Regions from separate parts of the Homo sapiens genome. Here region 1 is linked to region 2. The links are chromatin loops, found by intact Hi-C in ENCODE. Cell type or tissue: OCI-LY7. All regions are shown on one strand. Each heading gives the region's core, and the rest is flanking DNA. Links, peaks and the distances in the headings are about the cores only.

The links. A loop is a pair of places that touch in the nucleus more often than their neighbours do. Peaks named below come from ENCODE experiments on the same cell type or tissue, not always from the same donor. Only the 100,000 strongest peaks of a DNase experiment are listed, where the experiment ranks them.
Region 1: it touches region 2 in a loop (5-fold over the local background); 8 of 110 quality-filtered maps call a loop at or near these places.

Annotation. Positions count from the first base shown.
Region 1 is chr1:3,715,285-3,723,284 of GRCh38, reverse strand. It overlaps TP73 (tumor protein p73), which reads right to left. Exons shown (of 14, transcript NM_005427.4): 5 at 1,078-1,264. Among named protein-coding and RNA genes, the nearest start is that of TP73-AS2, 5.0 kb to the right of the region's middle. RefSeq lists enhancers at 1,507-2,065, 2,066-2,625, 2,626-3,184, 4,305-4,864, 4,865-5,424. In OCI-LY7, for the core only: no CTCF peak of the experiment used is centred there; DNase peaks (open chromatin) are centred at 3,024, 3,834, 4,314 and 5,074; H3K4me3 peaks cover 1,083 bases; H3K27ac peaks cover 516 bases.
Region 2 is chr1:3,661,852-3,671,484 of GRCh38, reverse strand. The region is part of intron 1 of TP73 (tumor protein p73); the gene reads right to left. It overlaps TP73-AS3 (TP73 antisense RNA 3), which reads left to right and starts at 2,540. Exons shown (of 3, transcript NR_187362.1): 1 at 2,540-2,860; 2 at 9,220-9,332. RefSeq lists an enhancer at 4,759-5,008. In OCI-LY7, for the core only: no CTCF peak of the experiment used is centred there; DNase peaks (open chromatin) are centred at 3,594, 4,074, 4,764 and 5,034; H3K4me3 peaks cover 1,015 bases; H3K27ac peaks cover 1,922 bases.

The DNA.
Region 1 (8,000 bases), core at 1-8,000, 52 kb before region 2:
TGCCCAGCCCTGTGCCGGGTTCAAAGGGTGCCCAGCCCCATGTCAGGTGCAGAGAGGTACCCAGCCCCGTGCCAGGTTCAAAGAAGTGCCCAGCCCCATGTCAGGTGCAGAGAGGTGCTGGCCCCGTGCCAGGCACAGAGAGGTGCCCAGCTCTGTGCCACCTGCAAAGGTGCCCACCCCTGTTAGGTGCAGAGGTGCCCAGCCCAGTGCCAGGTGCAGAGAGGTGCCCAGCTGCATGCCAGGTGCAGAGAGGTGCCCACCCCGGTGTCAGGTGCAGAGATGCCCAGCCCCATGCCAGATGCAGAGGTGCCCAGCCCTGTGCCAGGCACAGAGAGGTGTCCAGCCCCATGCCAGGTGCAGAGAGGTGCCCACTCCTGTGCTAGGTGCAGAGGTGCCCACCCTGTGCCAGGTGCAAAGAGGTGCCCAGCCCCATGCCAGGTGCAGAGAGGTGCCCGGCCCCATGCCAGGTGCCCACCTCTGTGTCACATGCAGAGAGGTGCCCAGTCCCATGCCAGGTGAAGAAAGGTGCCCAGCCCCATGCCAGGTGAAGAGAGGTGCCCAGCCCTGTGCCAGGTGCAGAGAGGTGCCCACCCCTGTGCCAGGTGCAGAGAGGCGCCCAGCTGTGCCAGGTGCATCGCAGCAGAACTGAGACCACCAGGCCCAGTCCTGTGGGCTTCCAGGTGAGGCTCAGGCCAGCTGGCAGCCCTTGTGCTCTGGGGGTGCCTGCCCAGTGGCTCTGCCCCCTGATTCTCCTGCTAATCCTTGGGGTAGCCCGTAGGCCCTGCCAGGCACACTGGAGAGAGGGGCTATGACTCATAGGATCTCTGGGGCCCCAGAAGGCCGCTGCCCCTCAGACTCTGCCCAGACCACTTGCCCCTGCCCAGGAGCATGGGCCCCCCCAGGTCCCACTCAGAACTGGGAAAATGGGGGCTGGTGGAGGCACTGAAAGCCCTCCGCAGGGGAATGGCTAAGCCCATGCTGTCAGCCCCACTCTCTCCCAGTTAGGCAGCCCCCGGCTGTGCTGTCCGGGATGCTGGGCAAAGTGCCACCGTGGGCAGAGGAGCTGGGGGCCCTCACCTTCGTTGAAGTCCCTCCCGAGCTCGTGGTTGGGGCAGCGTTTCACGACGTCGGTCACGTGCTCCGCTTTCTTGTAAACAGGCATGGCCCGGATGGCGGTGCCTGGGGGTGGCGGGGTGGACACCTTGATCTGGATGGGGCATGTCTTGGCGATCTGGCAGTAGAGTTTCTTCAAGAGCGGGGAGTACTGGAGTGGGGGAGAGGGAGCGGGTGAGACCAGTGGTCCCAACTGCACCCCTGTCCAGGCCACCCCCCATTGGGAGCCACGTCCTCCCCATGGGTGCCCCTTCCACAACCCCCAGATGAAGACTGCCCCAAGCAGCCCCTCTGCTGAATCCCTCCAGGTGTCTGTCCTTTGAGGCGTGAATCCAGGCACAGCTGCCCTGGCACCCACTCCACAGCCATCGGGTCATTTGGGCTCCATGACAGCAGGGGTGTGAGTGCCGGTGGCAGTCAGGCAGAGAGGCTTTAGGTTTATGGATGGGGACAAGAAAGGCCAGGAGAGCAAGAAGGGGCTGCTGGAGAGTGAGGGCGGGAACGGGGGCTGGGAGCCAGGCCTGTGGAAGCCATGTCCCTGACTGCGGCATTTTGAAGAGGTGGGTTTGCAGCATTGAATCTGTTTTTAAGACCAGAGCTAGGCTTCTCTGGCATTTGCACAGAGCAAGTGGTTAATGTGTGATGGGCTGGTTGCCCACTATGCATTCAAGCTTCCATAGAGAGCTCTCTGGGTTGGTGTGAAGGCCTCTCATGGCCTCAGCAGCCCTGGTGACTCTGACACCCTCTCCTGCTGGGGCCACCAAGTCTGAGCAGCCGAGCTGTGTGGCTTGGTCTTGGCCACTCTGGGGGCCCCTCTGGGCTCACAGCCCCAGTATCCCCAGCTTGGGACTCGAGGAGCTAATAGGTCTGTCTGGAGCTGGCGTGGGCCCTGCTGCAGGAGGACTGGATGACACCCTTCCTGAGCCAGCCCCTGCAGAGGCCTCCAGCTTCTTTGCCTCACAGGGCCCGGCTGCCCATCTGAGGACCCAGGCCGGCTCTCATGAGTTCTAAAAGTGACCCCGCTGAGGCCGCTGCAGGGGCGTCCACTCACTTCCAAGCTGGCTGATTTCCCAAGCGTCTGGCTCCTGGTCACCTGCTGGGAGTCCTCATGCTCTCTCCCCAAAGGGCCATCAGGAATGATCCCCAGTCTCAGGCTCAGAGAATGACTTCTGCTGCCACCCCATGCCCTCTGTGCCCCTCACCAGCCCCCGATGACTCAGAATCACAAGTCACTGCAGCCGCAAGTGCCCTGGAGAATGTCCCATCGCACTCCACCGTGGAACAGTTGGGGAAACTGAGGTCAGAGACAGGGAGCTACTGGCAGAACCAGGGAAGCTGCAGGTGGAGTCTTCCCTTTGCCAAGGAAGTTAGGGGGCCCTGACCCCCTGACCCCCACTGGCCACCAGTACTGCCTCTCTGGCCATCAAGGGACATGAGGGGCTCTCAGGAGCCACATAGGTCCTTGGCAGGTGCAGGCACACGAAAAGCCAGGAAGGAAAAAGGAAAGAGACAGGGGAGATGGAGCTGACGGAGGCTGCGAGCCATGGTGGGTGGGGCCTGGGTCCCCGGCACCCTGAGTGCCCTTGTTCCTGTGCAGTGGGAGCGGTCCCCTCTCTGGTGAGCTACTTGGGCTCCCCGAATGAGACCCAGCCAGGAACGCTGGTCTGTCCCTGCCATGGGTGTGAGGGGGCTGGAGGGACAAGTGGAAGGGGGTCCTTCAGTGGCCTCCTCAGGATGGGAATTGGATACCAAAGAGCTGGCCCCTCCTAGGTCCTCCGTCCACCTGGAGCCCCTGGAGCCAGAGTGGCTCCACTGCCCCTGCCTGCGACCCCCACCTTGGGCACAGGGCCTTAGGCAGGAAGCCGCCCATCCCCAGTCCTGTTTAAAACACAGGAAGGAACCATCATGCACAGCCCTGCAGGGGAGGCTGGGCGCTGTTTAGAAAAGCAGGAAACGGGCTGAGGGCGGTGGCTCACGCCTGTAATCCCAGCACTTTGGGAGGCCAAGGCAGGCAGCTGAGGTCAGGAGTTCGACCAGCCTGGCCAATATGGTGAAACCCTGTCTCTACCAAAAATACAAATATTAGCCAGGCAAGGTGGCGGGCGCCTGTAGTCCCAGCTACTCAGGAAGCTGAGGCAGGAGGCAGGAGAATCGCTTGAACTCGGGAGGTGGAGGTTGCAGTGAGCCGAGATCGCACCATTGCACTCCAGCCTGGGTGACAAAGTGAGAATCCGTCACACACACACACACACACACACACACACACACACACACACACACAAAGAGAAAAAAAGAAAAGCAGAAACAGCCTTGCAGAGCTAGCAGCCCACCCCTGTGCGGGCGCCTGCCCTGGACTGTCGGAGCTGCAGGCTTGGGCACAGCGGGAAGTACAGCAGTCTCCTTGTTGTGGGGTCAGTCTGGCTTCCCTGGAGGTGACCACTGATGTACAGTGTCCCCACCATTACAAATGCCCCCTTTGCTCCCCACAGCATCACTTGGAAGGATAAGCAGGTAGCCCTGCCCCCAGGGCACATGGGAACAGCTCGCAGCACAGACCCTCTGGGACTCGGACCCTCAGGAGACTCAGACAGGGAGGGCTCTTGGCCCAAACTTGCAGTGGCCTGTGTCCAGGCACTGGTCTCTTGGACAAAGGCCCTGCCTGAAGCTACACACCACGCCTGGTCTCCATCTGTGCTGGTTGGGGACAGAAGGAGGAGGGGCCAGGTGGTGGCAGGCTCTTGTCTGCCAGTGCCCCGAGCAGGGGAGAGGAACACAGGGCCGGCAGCCGTGTCGCCAGGCTTCTCCGAGGCCAGGGCAGCCTGCAGGGCGAGCTGCCCATTGCTGAGCATTTATGGAGCACCTCTTGTGTGCAGAGCACACAGGCCCCCTGGAATTCAGGCACCTGGCTCTGTCCCCCTCGTCTCTCCTCAGTAACGTGTAGCAGATGGAGGTACACAGGTGGTACTCAACAAATGCCATCCATCCTAGCCGCTCCCTAGGGAAACCACAGAGCAGGGAGGGCGCGGCAGACCCCCCTTGAAACAGACCCCGGCCGGGGTGGCTCAGGTCAGAGTCTCAGGGGCGGCAAAAGGAGAAGGGCCTCTGAGGTCCGGCCCTGTGGGTGGCAGTTTTGGCTTTGTGCTCGTCAGCTGGGATGCCTCTAGCCACTGCACAAGCCTCTCCACCTGCATCTCTGACTCACTGCGTGTCCCCTGGGAACACAGTGGCCTGCAGGTGTTAGTGGCTACTGCGCCCTCGTTATTCTCAGCACCAGGTGAGGAGGTGTTGGTTGCGGGGGGCTGGAGCCACACAGGCCCCGCTTCCCTACAGTTCCCTTTCCGGGGCTGAGTCCCCCGAGGCTTCTTCCACCCTAGTGCCACAGCCCATGGCCTGAGATGGGGGTCATTAGATCCACCAAGGAGCCCCAGACACTCAGGGGGAGGGGAGGCCGCCTGGGCTCCTCAGCCAGTTGGACACAGATGGAGTAAGGCTCTGGGTGCAACCAAGCCTGCGGGCAGAGGCCCCGGCAGCCGTCGCTCCCTGACAGCCCCATGGAGTCTCAACAGCGTGAGGGGTTTCACAGCTCCTGCCTGGCCCCTGCAGCCCCTCCCCTAGGCCCCTGCCCCAGCACCCCCGGCCATAGTCCTCTGCGGAGCCTGAGCTCCCGCCCGCCTGGGCCTCAGGGTCAGCAGTGCTCCCATTTCGCAGACCTAGGCAGCGGCCTCTCAGCAGCGCCCTGCTGAGCCCGCCCCACTCCCTCTGGGTCTCCGGGCAGGGTGAAGTGGCGATCCTTGCTCTGGAAGCTGCGTGGTGGGGCGTCCCAGGCCAGGGCGCTACGAAGTGGGTGCAGGGCCCAGTGCGTGCTCCCGTCTCTGCACTGTCTGAGGGACTCCCGTCTGCAAGAGGTCCTGGGGGCCCAGGCGCGGGGAGCACTGTGGATGCCCCGCCCCGCCCCGCCCCGGGGAGGAGCTTGGGCGCGCCGGGAGCTGTCCCTGGTACTCGGTGCAGGCGGCGGCCGGACCACCCACCCCGGGAAGTGGGGGCTCGGACTGGAGTGTGGAGCGGCCTAGAACGGACAGGTCTTCGACCTGGGCCAGTGGCGGAGGGAGGCCCAGGCCTCAGGGTGGAGAGCAAGGAGGCCCCTGTCCTCAGGCGATGTGAGCACTTCTCCTCCCCTCTGGCCAGTAAGGCCACCAAGGTCCTGGGCCTGGCTCTCCTCCCCACAGGTGTCCCCAGTGCAGTGCTCACATGGCCTTTGGGGCATACATGCCTGGCAGACCTCACCCTGGCACTAACTGGACCCCAGGTGCCCAGCCGGGCCGGAGCTGGGTGGCCTCGGGGAGGATGTCTGTGATGTCCCCTGCCCTGGCAGCATCTGGGGGTGGGTGACACAGGTGGCCACAGGAGGGAAGGGAGCCCTGAGAGATCCAGGTCCTTCTAGAGGGTGGCTGAGCCCAGGACGGCTCCAGCGCTCCCCCAGCTCCTTCCTCCTGTCTCCCCAGCAGGCCTCTAGGCTTCAGGCCTGGGCTTGGCCCTGTGGAAAACGGGCAGGAGGAGGAGGACTCCGGTGGAGCCTATTCTATAGGAAAGGTCACGTGGAGACACTTCCCCTCCGCCGCCCCCCTCCTGCCTTCTCCTTCCCTAGAACCGCTAGATGGATGTGTTTCAACAGATTCCGAGCTGATAAAATCGTATTTATCTTCGGCTGTTGACACGGAGCCGCCTGGACTTGCCTGCCCAGGGTGCGTGCACCGTCCTGCTTGCAGGAAAGGGTTTGCCCAAACGCCACTGTGCCCATCCCTCCCCACGCTGCCGGCTCCTCTCCGACCCTCCTCTCCTTCCCCTCCTCCCCCGCCCCAGTACAACATGGGCCCGGCCTGGCTGGGAGCCCTGGGCCTGGCAGGGCTGGTGCGGGGGTGGGTGAGGGGAGGGTGCAGCGGGGGGCTGCTAATTTCCTTGTGCCCGCTCCTCGCTCCCCGGCAGCTGGGTGCCCGGCACGGGCAGGTTTGGGCAGGAGGACAGCGGAGAGGTGATAATAACTTGTCTGTCATTTTCCTGGGACGTGTAGCATCTTGCAAACCGCAAATACCGTTAACCAGCGTGGGTGAATCTGTTGCAACAGATTCTGGAAGATGGGGCCTGCAGTGGGGGCTTTTATTTTTTAAACGATTTTTTTTATTGCTCACTTTTATCCAGTTCCCTTGCTTGTGTGTGCGTCTGTGTGTTTAGGGGTGCATCTCTCTCCTCTCTGGGGTTACGGGCCTCTTTGAGCCCACCCTCTGCCAAGGCCCTGGACCCTTCCTCTCCCTAGAAAAGCTCCTGGGGCTGAGCCACAGAACCCTTTCCATTAAATTCGTGGGTTCACAGATGGACCCCCTAAAACACATGCCTGAGCCAGGGTCAACAGCCTGTGGATTAGGGTCCTCCTGGGTCCCTTTCTCCTTCTGAGAGAGGAAGGGTATCCTCAGGTGGCAGCCACAGGGCCCCCTTGGTGACAGCCCCCTTCGTGGGAGGCTGTGGCCTTCACTGGTGCACAGTCACTGTCGCCCTCAGAGAGCTGCTGGGAGCACAGGCTGGGCTCTGACAGATGTCAGGGAGGCCTGGCAGGATGTCACAGGGCTGGTCCCTCCCTGCCCCAGGGAAGCCACTAGCCTGGGGAGGGGGAAAGGACACATGTGGCAATCGCCCCTGTTTCAGAACACCTTGGTGTTAAGCTGGGGCTCCCATGGTCGAGGCAGTGACGGCTCACTCACCAGGACATCCACAGCCCATGGGCCAGGCAGATGAGAGGCCCAAGCGAGCTTCAGAATGCCTGTGAGGCCACAGCCAGTGCCAGGCCCAGCGCTGCCCAAGAAAAGAGGCTGCTGTGAAAGAGCTCCTGGCTGGGGGGGCTGCAGGAGACAGATGTGTCTGCTGGCACCCCCATGCTGGCCAGCCGGGGCTCCCAGGCCAGGAGCTCTATGGAGGATGAACCAGAGGCAGAAACATCCTCTGCAGATGCCAAGCGATCCTCAGCCCTGACGGAGGCCTGCTAGAGCCCCAGAGGCTGTGGACAAGAAACTGCTCACTGGGGAGGGCAGGCCAGGGGCAAGTGGGAACCCTGAGGAGCTGGGCAGTCTGCCCCACCACGACCTTGAGCCATGTCCTAAACAGGTGAGCAGGAGCCACACGGGGGACTCTCAACGGCCTGGAAGCGCGGCTCCCTGGGAGACACTGAGTGCACCCAGACCACAGGAGCTGGAGCCTGCTCGATCCTCGTCCCATGCACGGCTGCCTCTAGGGATCTCCATCCTGGGCTATGATCGGGGTAGGGGAGGGAAGCAGGTATGTGCTGAGCCCAGGATAGACTTGGTGGCTTTGTCTCCAGTGCATAGTGAAGGCCCAGGGGTCCAGTAGGAGACGAGGGCCACAGGCAGAGGAGATAAGAGGGGCCTAGTGTTGGGGGAGGCTGCGAGGCAGCGTTTGCCCAAGGTGTCTGCCTCTGTTGGTGTGGAGACCTGGGGAGACAGTGAGTGCTGTCCACCTGCCAGGGAATGGGGCACCTGGGTCCACCCTCATGGCCACATCCACTGCCCACTGGTGCCTGCCCTGCGCGGGGCCCTCACCTGACCTTGGCCCTGGGAGGTCAGGCACTGTCACTCCGTTTAGTGACCCAAACCTGCCTGCTAAGCTGGGGTGGACCAGCACCCAGACCATAGCTGTCTGACCCCCAAGCTCCATCTCCCAGCCCTTTGTCACTGCTGGGCTTGACTTGGGTCCTGGGGCCTGGGGTCGGGGTCTAGGCAGAGACCCGCCTTAAGCACCCCTGGGTTCCAGGAAGACGGCACTGCAGAGGCGTCACCCCTGGGTTCCAGGAAGACTGGGCACTGCAGAGGCGTCACCCCGGG
Region 2 (9,633 bases), core at 653-8,652:
TGGGTCAGCCCAAGAGCTGCCTAGGCCCTGGGCAGGGCTGTGATCTTGTGGGACTCACAAGCGAATGGAGGGGCACTGGCCATGGTGGAGCTCGGCCAAGGGGCAGCCTGGGCAGCCAGTAGGTCAGGGAGAGGCAGGAACAGCAACTGGAGCTGGACAGGGTACAGGACCACCAAGGTCACAATGGATCCTAGGCTCCATGCTACTCCAGGTCTGAGGGGGCTGCTTCCCGTCACGCTCCCAGCTCCCACACCCCACGCCTCTCCAGGGACAGGCCCACCCCTGCCATCCCTGAGGCAGTTCCAGCTGGAGCCCTGGAACCCTGAAACCTGGACAGGTGCCAGCCGACCTGTGCTTCCAGCCCAGCCCTGAGGGAGGCTGTGCAGCCAGACCCCACTCTGACCAGCATGGCACCCACGAGGGACGGCTGTCAGGAAGCCTCACTCCTCAGGGCCCGCGCACCCCCATTTAAGAGACGCTGGTCTTCCCCAGACCTGCCAGGGCTCCTCCCTCCCAGCACCCATCGCATGGAGAGACATTCACATGCTGACTCTTTGCGGGCCAGACCACCAAGCCCTGACTGCTCTCTGCGCTGCAGCCCCAGCACCCGCCTGGCACACAGTAGGTGCTCCGTGAAGAAGCGATGACAGAATCCATGATTTGGTTTGAGCGGGCGGGGCCCAGCAGGTCAGGTCAGGACAGGAACAGAGTGACTGCTGGAGAAGCACCATTTGGGGTTAAATTGCTCGACTTCCTCCTCATTTCTCCTCACTTTTTCTTTTTCTTTTCCTATCTTTTTTATTTTATTTTATTTTTTTTGAGATAGAGTCTCGCTCTGTCACCCAGGCTGGAGTGCAGTGGTACGATCTCAGCTCACTGCAACCTCCGCCTTCCAGGTTCAAATGATTCTTCTGACTCAGCCTCCCCAGTAGCTGGGATTACAGCTGTGTGCGCCACCACGCCCAGCTAATTTTTGTATTTTTAGTAGAGACAGGGTTCACCATGTTGGCCAGGTTGCTCTCGAACTCCTGACCTCTGTTGATCCACCCGCCTCAGCCTCCCAGAGTGCTGGGATTACAGATGTGAGCCACCACGCCTGGCCTTCTTCCCCACTTCTAAGGGGCTCCTGTACATCCCCACCTGGACATGGGGCTCTTGAGTCTTGAGTTCAGACTGCGGGACCCCAGGGAGACGACACCCACATTCCAGAAGCCTGTGCCCATGTGGTCCCCCGGCCCCATCATCATCCCTGCCTTACCTGTGCCCATGTGGTCCCCTGGCCCCATCATCATCCCTGCCTTAGGGATGAGCAGAGAGATCCTCAGAGTGGTGTAAAACGCACCCAGAGCGACACAGCAAGCCAGGAAGAGCCCATGGTCTCGCCCCCCGAGCCACATGCCCATCCAGGAGGCCAGGCTGGAGACTTTGCAAAGAGCCAAGGGAACAGGATCCAGAGGCCCTGGCCCCTCGGACATTCCCCCAAGGCTTCAGGGAGGAGCTGGTCACTCAGTTTCCCTACCCACCCTCTCACCTCTAGCAACACACTTGCACATACATGCACATGGACACACCTATTCACATATGCGCACACATGTGTCCGCAGGCACTGCCACGTACACACTCTGCCCTCCTCACAGCAAATCCCCACAAGCCCCTCCCCTGTCCCCCAGTTTGATGGGTCCCTGAGGATTCCCCAGCCTGGGAGTCCAGCCCTGGAAGCAGGACCCAGGCAGAAGGAACAGGACATGCCCAGCCCCTTCCTGCCGTCCACGTCATGGTCAGGCTTGGGAGTAGCTGCGTGAGTGCCGGGGAGGCCGGGGCATGGCTTGCTGTTGCCGGGAGAGGCTCCGGGGCCACAAAAGAGTGAGGGGGCTGGGGAGAACTGGGAGGTTCTGGATCAGCTGTGTGAGGCTGAGGATGGCGGCCCCCAGCCGGGAAGCCCCCGGACGTGCCAGGCTGGGGCAGTCACTCTGCGCCTCCTTGGCAGGAAGTGGAAAGAGCTCCTGGTGGGTCCAAGGGGTGGAGGTGGCGGTACCAGAGCCACTTCTGCCCCCGATCCTAGGGTCACACGAGGAGCCCTGATGTGCCACTTGGGGCAGATGGCTCCCCAGAGCTGTGGCTTGTCCCATCAGGAGAACTGTGGGCAAGGCCTCCCCACCCTGGCCTGAACAGTACTGCATTTCCAAGCCGCCTCCTGGGAGGCCGTAGAGGGGCTCTCTGCACCCCAGGGTGGGCCCCCGGAGCCACTGCACCCACGGTGGCAAGGAGACTCCCCCCGACTCAGGCCGAGAGGAGGGCGAGCCAAGCCCAAGCCTACCTTGGCTAAGCCTGGGCCCCGGAGGGTCGGTGGGGCCAGGTGGAAGTGGCCCTCGGCTGGCTCCTGGCTCCCGCAGGCGGGCGGTGGCAGCAGCGTCCCTGTCACCTAGGTGATGACATTGGAGTTGCGAAACTAGGCGGCAGCGTGGCCGGCCTGGAGCTGCAGGGCAGCTGGGGGCGGAGCATGGCCTGGAGCCCTGGGGCTGGAGACGGGCCTGGAGCCAGCACCTGCCGCCTGCCACCTGGCATGCACGCGCCACCCTGCATCCCTGCTCCCCCCAACCCTCCTCAAGGCGACTGACAGGGCCGAGCTCAGGGCAGCCAGGACAGGGCTGTCTCCACCCAGCTTTGTACTCGTTTCTACTCCTCATTGTGGACACTTCCAAGCACACTCAGCACTACAGGGAACGGCCCAGGAACCCATCCACCCGTCCCCAGCTCTCATCACTCTGACCTCTGGCTTTTTGTTTCCTGGGGCATTTCACAGCAAATTCCACCTATGAGACCGTCTCATCCGTAATACACCAGTACATGCTTCCAGCAGGTAAGAACCTCTCTTTTAAAATATTAGGTCAAACCATGAAATTGCTGATAATTAACCGTTTTGGTCCTACCAACAATACACACACACACACACACACACACACACACACGTGCAGCAAGTTCAGATAATTCAACATTATATGCAGCCATAATATCAAATTCTGAATCTTTAATGCTGGTCAGAGGATTTTGAGGAGCCCCGCCCCAATTTTGGAGAGGGAAGTGTGTGTCGCTGCCACTGTGCCACCTTCCTCCCCCACAATTGCAGCAGCACGGAGTGGACAGCACGGATGTGTGTCTAGGTGCTGCACGGATGTGTGTGACAGCTACTCATGGCTGTTGGCTCCAGGAGGGGAGATGGCCCCTCATCGCAGCCGGGTGACTCTTTGGAAAGTGTATCCATGGGTCATTCTCAAGCACACCAATTTGGGTTCCTTGGCTGCAGTGACCTCCTGGCAGGCACTCCTCCTCCCCCACCCCTAGTTCATAGGAAAGTGAGGGGAGAGGAAAGACCTGAACCCAGGGAGGCTGGTGCCTGGCTCCTCTCAACATCCTTGTTGGAGACAAAAGGTGGGTGGGTGACAGGAGGAGCAATAGCAGCTGGACCCTGGCCATAGCCATGGCCAAGTCTGTTCCCTGGTCTGAAGAGCAACTAGCACAGAGTGACAGTGGCCATGAGCCCTGGGGGGACACTGAAGGGGGAGTTCAAGGAGAATTTTTGCACACCTGTGCACCGTAACACAAGGGTTGCAAAGCTATTCCTGAACTCCCCTGCCCTATTTTAAGCTGGGTGGTCCAGATGTGAACTACAGGGCAAGCCCTTGTTTATTTCCTTTTTTTCTTTTTTACTTTTTTTCTTTCTTTTTTTTTTTTTTTGAGACAGAATCTCTCTCTGTCGCCCAGGCTGGAGTGCAGTGGCTCCATCTTGGCTCACTGCAACCTTTGCCTCCCAGGTTCAAGCGATTCTCATGCCTCAGCCTCCTGAATAGCTGGGACTACAGGCACGTGCCACCACGCCTGGCTAATTTTTTGTATTTTTAGTAGAAACGGGGTTTCACCATGTGGGCCAGGATAGTTTCAATCTTCTGACCTCATGATCCACCCGCCTCGGCCTCCCAAAGTGCTGGGATTGCAAGCGTGAGCCACCGCGCCCAGCTGCCCTCGTTTATGCCTATCAGGCAAGAGCTGGAGAGGGGACCATGCGGATGTGCGCACTGTCTGTTTTCTGTGGCTGCCGTAACCAATGACCACACAATGAGCAGCACAGAATGAGATAAATTTACTCTCTTACAGTTCTGTAGGTCAGAGTCCGAGATGGGTACCAGGGAGCTAAAGCCAAACTGCGGGCAGGGCTGGCTGCTTCTGGAGACCCCGGGAGAATACATTTCCCCCTCTTCCTGTCTTTGGGGGGCCCTGGGAGAATCCCTACTCCCCTGTCTTCTCTTGGTTCTGGAGGCCCTGGGACAATCCCTACCTCCCCGTCCTCTCCTGCTTCCGCAGGCATATTCCTTGGCATGTGACACTTTCCTCCATCTCTGAAATGCATCCCTCCAACCTCTGCCTCCATCATCAGCTCCCTCTCTCACCCCTCTTGTGGGGCCCCCTGATGACACTGGACCCACCTGGATCCTGCCAGATGGCCTCCCCATCTCAAAATAGCTGAATCACGGTCCCCTTTGCCATGGGAAATAACATAGACACGGGTTCTGGGGATTGGGACGTGAAGACCTTTGGGGAGCCACTTTTTTTTGCCAACCATAAATGTCCCTCATTGAAAAACATCTTTTCTGAGCCCTCTGTTTGGGGGTCAGTCTGAAAGCCGCCCTGGGAGAGACGCCCGCATGGCACTGAGTCGCGTCTGCTCAGAGCACCATCCCCACCGCCAATGCTTACTCACTTCCGAGCTGAAGGGCTTCTGGGACGGTTTGTTCCTGCTCAGTGAGACACACAGGACAGGCCTCTTTGAGGTCAAAGGGCACCCTAGCCTGCAGCCAAGGCCAGGGAGGTGGGCAGGAGGTGGTGGGGAGGGAGCCAGCAGAGGGACCATTAAAAGCCCCCCGCCCACGCACCCACCTTCACTGTCAGACCCCTTCCTTTCTCCCCACAGCTCTTCAGTATTTGCCAGCAGGTCCCTCTGTGTGCATCAGTGAGTTCCTGAGGGCATGCCGCAGAAGTGAAACTGTCAATATGACCCATAATTACACCCCACCAACACACAGCTTACTCTGCACCAGGCACCATTTTAAGATTTTACATTCATTAGTGTGGGATACATAGCAAGACCCTGTCTCTAAAAGCAAGAAACAACAAAACTAAATTAACTGGATGTGGTGGTGTGTGTCTATGGTCACAGCTACTCAGGACACAGGCAAGAGGATGGCCTGAGCCCAGCAGTTGGAGGCTGTGGTCAGCTGTGACTGCACCACTGCACACCAGCCTAGGCTGCAGAGTGAGATTCTCTCTCTCTCTCTCTCTTTTTTTTTTTTTTTTTTTTTTTTTTTGAGACAGAGTTTTGCTCTTGTTGCCCAGGCTGGAGTACAATGGTGCGATCTCAGCTCACCACAAACTCCGCCTCCTGGCTTCAAAAGCGATTCTCCTGCCTCAGCCTCCCAAGTAGCTGGAATTACTATACCCAGCTAATTTTTGTATTTTTAGTAGAGATGGGGTTTCACTGTATGTTGGCCAGGTTGGTCTCAAACTCCTGACCTGGTGATCCACCTGCCTTGGCCTCCCAAAGTGCTGGGATTACAGGTGTGAGCCACCTTGCCTGGTGATTCTGTCTCTTAAAAAAAAAAAAAAAAAAAAAGGCCGGGCACGGTGGTTCATGCCTGTAATCCCAGCCACTCAGGAGGCTGAGGCAGGAGAATCGCTTGAACCTGGGAGGTGGAGGTTTCAGTGAGCCAAGATCATGCCACTGCACTCCAGCCTGGGTGACAGAGAGAGAAATTGTCTAAAAAAAAAAAAAAAAGAAAAGAGAGACAAACCAAAGGACCTAGGGGTCAGAGTTATGAAACTTCAAAATACGAATGATTTCCATGCACCCCACTCATATCAAGTCCTTCCGGTTTTAAAGTTCTGTTTTGCATAAATTACTAACCGTATACTTCATCGTCAAGAGTAGACTCTTTCTGTTATTCTAATACTTTCAAAGACCAGACTGACCAGCTGAACATTAGACAATGAATTCTTGGAGTTATACTGGCCTCAATCTTACAACGGTGTATTTTGCTATTTTTATCAGAATTCATCATTTTCATATTAATCCAATTAGCATCCTGTTTACCAATACCTCATTTTTTAATTTGCAGCTTCCTTCTAAAAGCTTGGGGGGGACTTTCACAACTCGATCTGTCCTCCCTCATTACTGCCAAATAATTAGTCAAGGAGCCGTCCCTGATCAAAAATTAAGAACCCAGAAGCAAGTTGGAGCATGCCTCGCTCCAGAAGAAAACATGACAGGAGACTCTTGTAATTATGAGGGGACTGGTTGGTAGTCATGATGCAGCCGGCAAAGACTGTGATAGCAGGAAGGAGAGACCTGCACTGAATCGTGAGCGTGGCCGATCACAGCTCATTAACTAGCTTGGAGTTTGCATCTCCTGTTTAACTGACAAAGACCGCAGAGTCTTTCCTCTGTAATTTGGGGGCTGACTTCACCCTGCATTGTGCATGGTGCAAATTGCGAGGACCATAAAGAGAGGATGGTGAGTTGCCTTGCCCACTGAATCGTGCACCTTATCTCGGTCATCGGATTCACAGGAATCACCTGCCTCTAAAGAGGGAGCACATCTTCCCTTTGTAGCCTGACCGCATCTGGTAAGGGTGGCTGGGTTTTCTGCAGAAGAGATACCCCTCTCTGAGGCCCAGCCGAGGCCTCCCACAGACTCTACAACCCCTGCCCCCCAACCATCTCACAGTCAGGAATGACCCACACTGAAGCAAGGCTGCTCCCCGTCCCCTACAACCACCAGGCCCCAGTCTGGCGGGTGGGCACCACCCAGGTGGACCCGGAGGCCAGGAGGCTGTGGAAGAGAAAGCTGCGGGTCTGGCTCATGTATTCGGACTGGTGGAGAAAATGGAGCCAGGAAGTCATTGCTAAGATCACAGGAAATGGTGCAGTACGGGCGAGCAGGAGCTTCCCTGCCCTTTCCAAAGGACCCAGTGAAATACTGCACCTCTCCTGCAGGAGGGGCAGCCTGCCCCCTCAGCCCAGCCTTCCCCAGGTGCCACCCCCAACCCTGCCTGACACCTCAGAGCAGCAGGTGAGCAATTAGAGCCCCCACCCCTCCTCACAGGCACCCTGAGCCACGGGGGGCCTGCCAGCTGGTACTGGGCAGGGAAACAGGTGGGTCCTTCCTATCCAATGCAGCGCCTCTGGTAGGGGGACACACCCTGGGCTGGGTGGAAGCCCTGCCGGCTCAGGCCCTGCATCTGGGCTGGTAGGAAGGTAGGAGTCGCGATGCCCAGGGGCCCGTGCCCAGACTGGCAGGGCAGAGGGGCTGCACCAGCCTCACTTGGGCACCTCAAGTCTGCCAGTGCCACCCTTGGGGGTTCTCAGGTGTGGTCCCATAGGCAGCTCAGATCGAGCTCACAGTGGGGATACAGCAGTGGCCTCTCCAGAGAGCCTGTGGCATGGAGGGAGGGGGGCCGGCCACGACCCCCAGGGTACTGATTGGGCTCAAGACATACCACTACCCCAAAACCTGGCACGGTGGCATCTGAGAAGCCAGGGAAAGCAGGTATGCTCTCTCCTGCTCCCTGTCACCCTGAGGCAGGCCATAAAAGAGTTCTCTGGCCTTCCTCTGAATTAGGTCACAGACCCTCATGTGCCCTAGACCCAGAAGAAAGGAAGATCAGAGCCTTCAGACCTGGCCCCAGCCCCCGGTTCAGGATGTCTGTATCCTTTCTTTCTTTCTTTTTTTTTTTTTTTGAGATGGAGTCTCGCATTGTTGCACGATCTTGGCTCACTGCAAGCTCCACCTTCCTGGTTCACGCCATTCTCCTGCCTCAGCCTCCCGAGTAGCTGGGACTACAGGCGCCCGCCACCACGCCTGGCTAATTTTTTGTATTTTTTAGTAGAGATGGGGTTTCACCGTGTGAGCCAGTATAGTCTCGATCTCCTGACCTAGTGATCCGCCCGACTCAGCCTCCCAAAGTGCTGGGATTACAGGCGTGAGCCACCACGCCCAGCCGCCTGTATCCTTTCATCACGCTCCGTGCTGTCCACACCCCACAAACCCAGGAGGAAAATATGCAGAGTTCCCCGGTTCGATGGGTGTTCCATTCTCAAGGCTCCTGTGTCACATGGAACTTCTCGTAAATAAGCCTGCACGGCCCTCTTGTTAACTTGTCTTTCATTACTGGTACGGCAGCCACCAGGCTCGTGATAGGCAGAGGGTCCTCTTGTTAACCTGTCTTTGTAGGTGCCGCAGCCACCAGCCTCGTGAAGAAGAGAGGCCCCTTCTCCCCTCAGGCATGGGTGGCCCGGCCTGCAGCTGATCTTGGTGGCATGAATTGATCTCCCAGGCTTCAGCCTCCCCATCTGTGAATGGGACAGTGATCACTGTTTCCAGATAATGATCAGCAAAGCCCTCATCTGTATGATGCCACTGCAGTGAGGAAAGCGCCGCCCTCAGATTACTCATGCCAGTGCCCAAAGGGCAACACATGGGACCAGAGACAAGTTTCTCTTATAAAAGAGAATTTCGTTTTTCTCTGAGAGCGCTCGGAGCTGCTGGAAGAGGCAGCCCCATGCTGTCCTCACACTGGGGACCCCTCCCTGCGCTCCCCAGCCAGGTCTGTCCTGGGGCCTGGTGGGGAGCTGATTCCATCTCCAAGGCCCATAGAGGCCCCTCTAGGCCCCCTTGCAATGTCCCCTCCATAGCCCTGACACCTGGGTTGGGGCTCAGGACACGCCACCCCACCCCAAAACATGGCTTGAGGGGGCAGAATGTGCCACCCCAAACATGCCTTGGGTATATCCATTATTTCGAGTAACTGCAGACACAGGAGTGGCTCTGCCCAGCTGCCTGTCTGGGAGAGAAATGAAAGACATTTCCATTCGTAAAGGTCTCTATGCCGGGAGGAGAGCGGCTCCAGGTAACTCTGATCGCCTGAGAGACGCATGTCCGCGTGACGAAACCACCTTCATTCACCAGTCAACTCCCCTGCTATAGCTGGTTCAGCCTGCAGCAGCCCCACAGTCCTGTATCTTCCTGCAGCTGAGGATGACGCAGACGCCTCCGCCATCTGGCCCCTTCCCCCAGTTTCATCTCCGTGTGGGACTCCCATTCGTGGACATATCATTAAAATGGGTTTTCTCCTGTTGATCTGTCTGATGTCACTTTTCCTCCCCTGCAGCTTGGTGACATGAAAGGACCTCCGTGGCTGGCCTTACTCCCTGTGGATGCCACAGCTGCAGGATCCTGGGGCCCCAACAGAAGCCGGTGAAGGAAGAGTTCCTGCTCCAGCAGGTGCCTGGTCTCCACCTTCAGGGGCTGCTCCAGGAGAGTGGCAATTTGGGGCAGCAGGAGGAAACATGGGTGTGAACTAGTTCTTTTTTTTTTTGAGACAGGGTCTCACTCTGTCACCCAGGCTAGAGTGCAGTGGCACCATCATAGTTCATCGCAGCCTCAACTCCTGGGCTTCAAGGGATCCTGCCACCTCAGCCTCCCGAGTAGCTGGGAGACAGGTGGGCACCACCACACCCAGCTAATTAAAAAAAATAAAAAATAAAAAATAAAATAAAAAATATATATTGTGTGTATATATATA